2 separate regions of the Mus musculus genome follow, and region 2 is linked to region 1. The links are chromatin loops, found by intact Hi-C in ENCODE. Cell type or tissue: heart. All regions are shown on one strand.

The links. Peaks named below come from ENCODE experiments on the same cell type or tissue, not always from the same donor. Only the 100,000 strongest peaks of a DNase experiment are listed, where the experiment ranks them.
Region 2: it touches region 1 in a loop (2.3-fold over the local background); 6 of 42 quality-filtered maps call a loop at or near these places.

What each region holds. Positions count from the first base shown.
Region 1 is chr17:66,336,028-66,341,027 of GRCm38, forward strand. Mtcl1 (microtubule crosslinking factor 1) reads right to left here. Exons shown (of 14, transcript NM_172963.4): 14 at 955-2,127. The coding sequence ends at 1,933. Among named protein-coding and RNA genes, the nearest start is that of Mtcl1, 110 kb to the right of the region's middle. In heart, a CTCF peak has its summit at 2,132; a DNase peak (open chromatin) is centred at 2,060; H3K27ac peaks cover 332 bases.
Region 2 is chr17:66,239,464-66,244,463 of GRCm38, forward strand. No RefSeq gene overlaps it. Among named protein-coding and RNA genes, the nearest start is that of Gm20742, 50 kb to the left of the region's middle. In heart, no CTCF peak of the experiment used is centred here; a DNase peak (open chromatin) is centred at 2,618; H3K4me3 peaks cover 295 bases; H3K27ac peaks cover 856 bases.

The DNA.
Region 1 (5,000 bases):
GTTAATTCGGTGGCATCAAGTGTCTCTTGATGCGGGACAGCCATGACTTTTACTTCCGGGATCTTTGCTTCATGATAAACTGAAGCTGTGCTACCATCTCATGCCAACTCCCTTGTCTCTTGCCTTCAACTCCTGGTCACCACTACTTCAATTTGTCTCTACAAATGACTGGGTTAGTAAATGTCACAGGAGTGGAAATCATAGCTTTTTATGACTGATATAGCTCATCTACTAGGTCTTCAAGGTTCTCCCACATTGAAGAGAGTACCACACATCCTGTTTCCTTACTGCTAGCTAATATTCTACAGTGTGTACACATTTTGTTTCTCCACTCCTTTGTGGGTGGCCATGTATGCTGTTTCTATTTTTGATTTTTCTATGTAACACTGCTGTGAAAAGTATCTATATGAGTCTTATTTCAACTCAGAAGCTCCGTGTATCCAAGTTGGGAATAGATGACTACATAGTAACTGTTGGTTGGATAAAGGAATGTTAGGGTGTCTTCCACAGTGGCTGCACGGCTTAATGTCTCTACCAATATGACATCAAGACTGCAACTGCTCATCTCCTCACTAACACTTGTCCTGAGGCCATTTAAGGAGGAACTACACAATCCTGGGAAGAGGCCTTATTACCTCATCTGAAAAAGAAGGGAACGGTTGGGTTAATGAAACTTGAAAGCCAGAAACTCTGGTCCTTCAAAAACAGTTCTGTGCTCCCCCACAGTCTCTTTGGAACCCCAACCTACAACACCAACACGCTGGGCTGCAAAATCTGCACGGAGACAGAGTGATGCCTAGCGCTGCTGTGTCCCTCTTTCCTAGTGTGTGCAGCTCTTCCTTTAAGTCCCCTGCACTCTGTCCGCTACAGGAAAACCCAGAGACACTTTCCATTTAGAGCTGAAGAAGACAAGGGAGAAGAAGGAGCCAGCAATAAACGGTGACACCAAGACCCTGTTGCTTTCTTGTAAGGACTTTATTTCCATGTCACCGTGGTCTCAGGCAGACCTGAGGCACCTTTGTCTGTCTCGGTTTGGCCTCCTTATTTTTTTTTTTATGGTGCTTTTCCTTAAACAAGAAAAATGTCAAGTGAGATTTGTACACCATCAGTTAATGTTTTAACAATAATTAAAAAAAATGGAGCCATTGTCTTACTGGTACAAGAGACCAACAGCAACAGTACACACGGTACAAGGAACTTCACAACAAGTTACAGTAGACCAGACTGACACACACGCAGGTGAGGGCAGGGACAGAGCAGTGTATGTACAGGTGCCCGAGGACGTGCGGTCAGGCTGGGCAGATGGGTCACGCAGAGTCTTAAGTCTATCTGAAGGGCTCCGTACCTTTTCAGCAAGGTTGGCCTGCATCCTTTCAGATGACAGACACTCTCGTCTTCTGGCCTCACGGCCTTATCATTACAAAAAGTTCACTGAGTTAAGACAGTCTAAAGCGTTAAGAAAGACTCCTGAAAAATTAAGACTGGACAAAATAAAATTTAACTTAGAACACTCCGAACTCAACATGGAGAAACCCAACCAGAACGGAACAGTGCAAATTCAACAGGCAGGCAGAACTGAGAACAAGGGTGCTCGGAATCTCTTCAAATGTACATTTTAAAACTCTTTAAATCTATTTATACCTTATTTACCTTTTTTGTTTAATATATCATGTGTAAAAAAGATGGGAGACAAAAATAGTTTTCTGAGCTATGAAAAAATGATTACAGGCACGTTTACTGTTTCATTCCCGAAACATCTCAGTTTACCAGGTTGAACATTCAGTAGCCGTGTGTTTTTAAAAGCATCCTTCGACCTTGAGAAAGGATCTACATCTTTCCTTTGGGATGGAGGTTGGCTGATGGCGGTGATGGTCTGGTTATGCAAATTACAGTGAACTATTCCGGCGATCATCCACGCAAGCTTGCATCCTGTCACAGGTGTGGCTTCTCCTCTGGTGGGTCCTCCTCACCGTGTTCCTCCATGGACATCGGGTGTCCGGGTGACTGTGACTGTGAGGCAGTGGGGGAAGGTGGGGCCCAACGGGATGGAAGGCGGCGGTTTGCTGGTCTCTCTGGCCTGGAAAAGCAGGGCTCTAGGGAGGGCGCGAGCGCAGAACAAGGCAGTTCCTTCAGAGCCGAGAGAGGGAGACAGTGTTACTCAGATCTGCAGTGTCATGTGGGCCACAGTCCCAACATACTCCAAACACACTGAAGTCAAATGAAACAAACCAGGCAGCTTCAGCATCTGAATGAATGATTTACAGCATGCATGGAGTAACTTAAAATGATAGGTTAAACACTCCACATGAATGATTAGTGATGTGACCTGTTAACGAGGTGACAGAACACAGCAACACGGTGACACGGGGCTGCTTTGTAGGGCATCTCCAGAACTGGGCTGGAACACAGAAGTAACAACTGGGGACACCTTGTCCCCGGCTCACCCTTGAGCCTCTTGAAGGATCCTTTGAGCTACTGAGCTGGTCTCAAGGGATCTCAGGCTACTGAGGTCCACAGTGACCTAGGGTTACATCCACAGTGACCTAGGGTTACATCCAGCCGTAGTAGCAAAGGAATTCAAACAGAACTCTGTTTATTCCAAGCTGATTGTCGGCAGGCTAAACAAACTCCCACAAGTTGTGGAAGAAAACCCGTTGAATTCAGAAATTTTAATTGAGGTCTAGATCTCTTTAATGACTCCTCACCGTGGTGGTGATCTTATGACTAGAGCTATGCCACGCTTGTCTTTCAGTCACTGTGATGAGCTAAGGGCTGATCACGTGACACACAACATCGGGCCATCTGTGGCTGCTTGCCTGTTTAAAAGGAATGTAGGGTTATGTGTTCTTCACCTGCATGTCGGGGATCAGGGATTGTGGAAAGCTGGGTCACATGCAGTGTGGATCATGGATGATGTCGTTGATAAGGTTCCACAAGAAGTCAAGAGGCGAACTACCAGAGTTAGACATGACTAACAATGAAAGACCCCAGATGATAAGGCTGGGAACAGTGGGGGTGGAGGAGCAGAGGCTCTGTCCGGGGGATGGGTGGTGGTTCTTGGGGGAAGATAAAACGTGGCAGACGATGCTCGGAGATGGTCAGGGAGGATGGCATGACCCGAGGGCAGCCAGGGACACGCCAATGGAGTAAAGGGGCAGAGTCTTTCCCTTATTCCTGAGGGGTCAGCAAAAAAGGAAATATTAACACTGAGGTCATTCCATCAAATGCCTGGTTTGGGCAGGCAGCTTACCTGACCTAGGAAGAGCCCTCTCTAGACCATTCATGTATGCTGATGGTACCCTGACAGCCAGGATGCGCCTATAGCTACCACATGGACACACTCGAAGTCAGGATGCTGCTGTATCCATCTCATTACATCATCTCATAGTGCCGGGAGGAGGGTTCGGGACAGTCTGGTCTGCGGAATCCGTGTCCCCGCACCCACTACTGTCAGAGGGAACTTGTGCCCCTAGGCTGCATGTTGGTGCAGCTTCAGGGCTAGCCAGCTCCTCTTCCCACTGAGGGCGAACAGGAACAAGCTGTTCTCAGAGACCACCACACCTTCCTCACTAGCATCGGTTTTTGCATGAAAAATCACGGAACCATGCTGTCCAGGAAAGGAACATTTTCCTTATAAGAACAGCACACAGAAACAAGCAATGCTGTCAACCAGAAACCAGTAAGTAAGGTGGCTTTGCGGGAATGGTCTCCCCTGACTCCCTGCTATGGGGACACACTTTTTATCTAATGGTAGCTAGCCCCCCCCACCTCCCAAGACATTGTTATGTAGAGTAGGCTGGCCTCACACTTAGATATCTACCGCCTCTGGCTCTCTAGTGCTTAGATAAAGGTGTGCACCACCTCCATTAATTAGCACGAGCTCTACTTTTGTTATTAACTTCAGGTAGTCCGGGAGGTGACTGCATCCTTGACTCTTCCCAAAATGCATACATTCTTATAGGTCTCACTCGGGAACAGGGATGTCTGGTCCTATTCATTCGGTTTGTATTTACCAAGAACTTACTTTTTCATCAATGGACTGACTTGGAAGGACAAGAGACTTGGGGGTTTACTCTTGATTCATGTTTGTTTGAAAAAACAAGAGAAAGAGAAGGCTCAGCACATTATGCAGGCCATACCCCAGCCCACGGCATCACCAAAATGCGAGTGAGCAGTGGTGGGTAAAGCCAAAGACTCCCATAGGCAAGACCCAAGATGGTCCCTCCTGGCCAGTGCTTCTCTGTTGAACTGCAGGGGAGGAGAAACTTTAGCAGAATCTAGATCCTAAGTAGTCCACCCTGGAGGTGGGCAAAATGGGATGTCTGAGCTCAGCGTCTGTCCCTTGGGGGTGAGAGTGGACGTCCACAGATGAGGATGGATGCCGAATGCCAACCACGAGTACATCAGCTACACACACAGCTCTGTGGACGGGTGGAGGTGGGGAAGAAGCACTTACAGTGTGAGGCAGGCAGGGCTAGAGTCCCCAGGGGGCAGTTAGTAAGACAGTTTGGTTCTGGACAGACAGACAGAGAAAGAAGAGAAAAAAAAACAACAAGTCGGTTGGAAAGTGTCTCAAACAAAACAGTACAAGTAGAGAGCCCCTGCTCCAAGATGGCCTCCAGGAGGGAGCGGTGGCCTCTGTGTTCACTCAGAGGGAGACCGGGCAGAAGGAAGCCGTGGCTCAGCTCACAGGACTGTCTTCTGCTGTGAGTCAAGACACTGGAGGAAGCAGAACCGAGGGGCAGGGTCTTCCCAGGTCTCTGACAGAACTTCCGTGGCAAAGGGAGGGAGGACAATAGGAGGGCTGGCCACACGGCCTGCTTTGTTCTGATCACCACAAGCTACCGCTGCCCACGCTCAACCGTTCCCTCCAGGGTACATTAGGCTCTTGGAGGGAAGGGTGCCACCTACGTTGCATCATTCTCTCGGCACCTCTCTGCCTCGCTGCCAAGCTTTGAGAGAGAGGGCAAGGTCACTTGAGAGGTGAGGAAATCAGGGGA
Region 2 (5,000 bases), 97 kb before region 1:
TCTGTCCGTCTGGTATTGAAAATGTTTTCTTGGAGCAATTTCTCTTTGTCAGAATTCTCTTTGACTCAGCCAGCATCTAAGACACCCGGCCAGACACTGACAATTTACTACCCCCGTCCCCACATGCACACACACACACACATGCTGGTGACTCCTGTCCTAGGAACCCTGGGACTCTCTTAGTTGCTTCTGGGATAGAATCCATGGGAGGATTCTGATCAGGTAATGGTGACCTGAATGGATATAACTCAAAAGTAGGGACTGATACTTCTCTGGATTCTGGTCTTTGAGGTGAGAGTAGGAAGCAAGCCCCAAGGCAGTGTCCCTGATGAATGAGAGGACATCTTTCTGGCATCAGGAAATCCACTGCCCAGAGGCCACTCCCTCCTGCTACCCAGCGTGAGCTCAGAGTGGTCCAGGGCTCTAAGGAGAGTCACTCCGTGAAGTGCTAAGTGTACAGATCTGGGCCAGTGAGCCAGAAGATAAAGAACGGGAACAACTGCCACTTCAGCGTTCTGTTCTGTTAGGACCGAAGACCTCCTGTGTGGTGGGAGCAGAGCTTTTCAGACAAGCAAAGTCACTGAGTGTTTTGTAGTGAGCATGTCAGAGAGTGTGTCCCCTCAGAGGGATGGTTGTTAGCGTGTGAGCGCACACACGCTTCAGCCAGAGAGACAGCGTGTCAGTACATGCATCCTTCAGCCGGAGAGTCACAGGAAGAGGGGGAGAAAAAGAGAGGGAGGATGGAGGGAAGGGAAAGACCTCGGCTGTGCAAAGTGGTGCTCCAGGTTAGCATCAGGACAGGGTGAAGGCCAGCGTCTAGCTGCTGGTGGCTTTCTGTTTAAGTGTGGTGGGTATCTTTGTGCTTCAGTGATCCACACTAGTGCAACCCGTCCACGATCAGTCGACACGTTGCTCTAAATAAATTCTGACTGATCGGTTAAACCTGGCAAGCACCCTTCCTAGACAGGCGACCCTTGGCGTCTGTGACCCTCAGATCAACTTGCATTGGTTGGTATGTCACTGTAGCTTCTTACTGATTAGTGGCTTCTGGAGAAATGAGTATTGCTAATATGATCGAAGAAAGGGATTGATGCTCTAACACTGGCTCACAGTTGGGATGGCTCCTGGGACCGGGTGGCGCTGTTCGCTAGGAGCTACCTACCATCACTGGCAATCTCTGGTCGAGCCTTCAGAAGGCACCCGTTGAGTTTGTGTCTACATCAAATAGCTCCTTAGCGTCTGCCACACTGCATCTGATTTGCCTTATCCTTCCCTGCACGTTGAAGTCACTGAAGCAAGCTTTAAAAGGGGAAGAGTTTAAGATTGGATTTGTAAAATGTTTTTTACCGAAACGGAAATGCATGTCTCCGTTAATGCTTGGTTGATTTGTGCCTCATGATACTCGAGAAAAGTGAGCAGGGAGGACAAGGCAACAAAAAATATTTAAAAACGATGTTAAAGCCTAAGGAGCTATGAGAGTTGAAGCCAAGGTGACCCCACACTAGAGAGCTCTGTGAAACATGGGTTGGCCTGGTGGGGTTAGTCCGATTTCTGTTACTATAACAAAACACCTGAGACAGTTTACTTACAAGAAGAAAGAATTTATTCTGGCTTGCAGCTATAGAAGCTTTGGCCCACACAGTCATAGAGGCTTTAGCCCAGGCTCTGGTGGCCTTGTATAGGGCAGCACACACTGTCAGGGAAGATGTGGTGACACAAAGCTGCTTCCCTCAAGGCTGGGATGTGAGATAAACAGGGAAAGAAGGAAGATTAGCTAAGAATTCAAAGATGTCCCCTTAAAGTTTTGCCACCTCGAGGAGCTAGAGAAAGGACCTAAGAAGCTGAAGGGGTCTGCAGCCCCATGGGAGGGACAACAATATGAACTAACCAGTACCCCCAGAGCTCCCAGAAACTAAACCACCAACCAAAGAGCACACATGGTGGGACTCATAGCTCCAGCTGCATATGCAGCAGAGGATGGCCTAGTTGGTCATCAGTGGGAGGAGAGTCCCTTGGTCCTGTGAAGGCTTGATGTCCCAGTGTAGGGAATTGCTAGGGACAGGAAACTGGAGTGGATGCGTTGGTGGACAGGAGGAGGGGGAGGGGGAGGGGTTTTTCGGAGGGGCAGCCAGGAAAGGGGATAACATTTGGAATGTAAATAAAGAAATTACCCAATTAAAAAAATAAATACCCATATTAAAACAAAACAAAACAAAACAAAACAAAACAAACAAACAAACAAAAAAACCAAGTTTTGCCACCTCCAAATACTACCAGGGATTCCAAATGCAAACTGCGTACCTGGAGCATTCAGGGCCAAGGAGGAAGGTTTACAACACTGCAGACTAAGTATGAACAGTTAATTCTGTATTATTTCTGTTTCTAGGGTGTATCTCGCAGAATAGGAGACTAAGCAGGCCCTTGCCTTTGCCTCAGGTTCCCCCAGATGTGTCCTTTTTCCTGAAGCCTGATCCTATGGGGTGGACTTGACTTGTGAGCATCACTTTGTTCAAACAAATCATTGCTGGGGATTAGAGAATTGGGAATTCGGTCAGAAAGCCAGTGAACTCTGTTGGGCCTTTGTTTCCTGTCTTTCCATCCCCTGTGGCCCCGCCTCCTGTTCCTGCCCTGGGGCCCTTGATCTTTCTCTGTCTCCTCCCTCCTCTCCCTCCTCCTTCCTTGACTGGGGCTGTCAGGAAGAGAACTGAGACTGGAATCTTTTTTTCTATCCCGAGGGTACTTGCTTTGAAAAACTTTTTTTTTTTCCCCTGCTGCCCTGAATCCAAATGTCCTTTGCTTCTTGTAAAAACTCTGGTTAGTCTCAGTGGTGCTGATGGAAGAGATCAGAAATCTCCAGAAATCATGATGTTAGCGGTTCCCTCTTTCTGAGTGTGGGAGGTCCTGCAGCCAAAGCTCAGGTGAGTACCGGGGTGTGTGTGTGTGTGTGTGTGTGTGTGTGTGTGTGTGTGTGTGATGTTGGCTTCCTGGGCGTCAGTCTGAGCACACAGGTTAATCTCTCGCCATCCTGTGGCAAACTGCTGAGGCAGGCACTCCTTACTTTTAATGGGAAAGGAAGCAAAGACAACTAGGAGTGCAAGCTGGGTTCAAGATGGTCCCAACGCTGGTAGCTGCAGCCACTCCTACCAGGCAGGGCTCCGTGACATTGCTAGGTCTCATGCAAGGAACTCCCTGTTTCTCCCATGTGCATAATTATTCCCTCCATCCATATTGCTGGCACTAAAATCTTCTCCACACCATTTCTCATAAACCTCATGAGCAGTTCGTGAATTTGGGAAACTGGGATATTTCACAACTCACTTCTCTGAGATTCCAAGATGTCGGTGTCCCTTCTGATGTTAGAAGGCAGTTGGAGGAAGAACTCAGTTTTTTGTTTTTTGTTTTTTGTTTTTGTTTTTGTTTTTGTTTTTTCAGACCCTGCCTGATCTGGCCTTTCTCACTCCCAACCACCCTGGCTCGCTGAGGGCCTGGCTCCCTTGGCTAGGTTTCAAGTGCTGCGGCACGCACAGTTAGGTACTTAATAAATCCGTTGTAAAGCTAGTGTTTCCTGAAGCTAAAGTAATGGCCCATGTAAACAGTATAAAAGTAACTGAACCAAAAGAACAAAACAATATATATATAAAACACAAAGCCATCAGAGGCTTGAGGGTATCACGTAAGACAAGAGGAAGTAATGGAGAAGAGGTGCGCCCCAAGTCCCAAAGACCAAAGCAGACTCGGTGGGAAAGAGGGGGAAGCGTGTTTAAATGGGTTCGCTTCTCTCTGCAAATAAATTATCTCCTTTATTCCTTGGATGAAACCTGTGAAGGGTTGGTAACCTCTCCCTGAGATCCATGAGGGCCCTCCCCTCCCCTCCCCTTTCCTCCCCTCCCCTCCCCTCCCCTCCCCTCCCCTTTCTTCTTAACACCATTCAACTACTGATCTTCTGACTCTGAGTACCGATTTGTTTGCCACTGGCTTTTCTCCACTTGGCCACGGAAGCACTCTGCCGCAGCTATACCCTAGCCCAAGATGGAATTCCTCCCAGGACAGAACCCAGGGTCTTCTCCAGGCCACTAAGAAGCACCAGGTCCTTAAGTTCTACCTATAGTGTTCTTTCATAGCAAACACGACCAATATCCTGGTGTGTCTCCCTTTGACAGTCAGTTCTAGAGAGACATGGAAACACAGGTCACAGGTACGAATTCAAATCCCTGCTGTTGTGAAGTCATGAGAGACTCTTCCTGTGCCTTGGTTTTGCCATGAGATTGCCATGCACGCATGGTTGATCGTCTTGAAGACTAAATGAGAAGTATATCGTGCTAGGAAACTTTGCGCAAATCTGACCATTGTGTTATTATACCAGACAGAGCTGGTTTCCCCTCAGTTTCCTAGAACACAGTCTACTAAGCGTTGGTTTTTCCAGGGTGACATAAGTGACTTTCTTGTTTTGGGTGACCCTTCACACTAAGAAGGGGACTCAGATAGGAGGCCGTCATATTGGGAGAATGGGCTGTGGTTAGAGGGTGGGCTTCAAGGCAAATGCTAACAGCCCCCTCCCACCCTTAGGAGACACACTGTCAGGAGACTGAATTTTCATATCACCAATGACTTCAATTGTGCTAACTAGTGAGACCCGGCAAAACTTGTGAGCCCCTTAATTGTCACCCCCAGTGTCACTGAACACACCAGTGTGTCAGGGCAATGATGTGTGCTAGTTCTATGGGGAGAAGCTTTGGAGCCTCCCCAGGCCTTCTCCTGGGATCTCCTTGACCATACCCTTATGGTAAACCTGAAGTCCGGATCCTAACTGTAGCAGCAAGCCTGCGCATGCGCCTGCGTCATCCTGGCGAGGTAATCACACAAAGGGTCATGCAGCCCCACCCCCATGCGCTTGTCTTATTTGCTTTTTGTCTTATTTGCTCCTCGACACAGGGATCACACACGTGACCACTGTACTCCGTCCCACACTGTGATGCCGAGGTGCCGTTCCTTTCACAAGC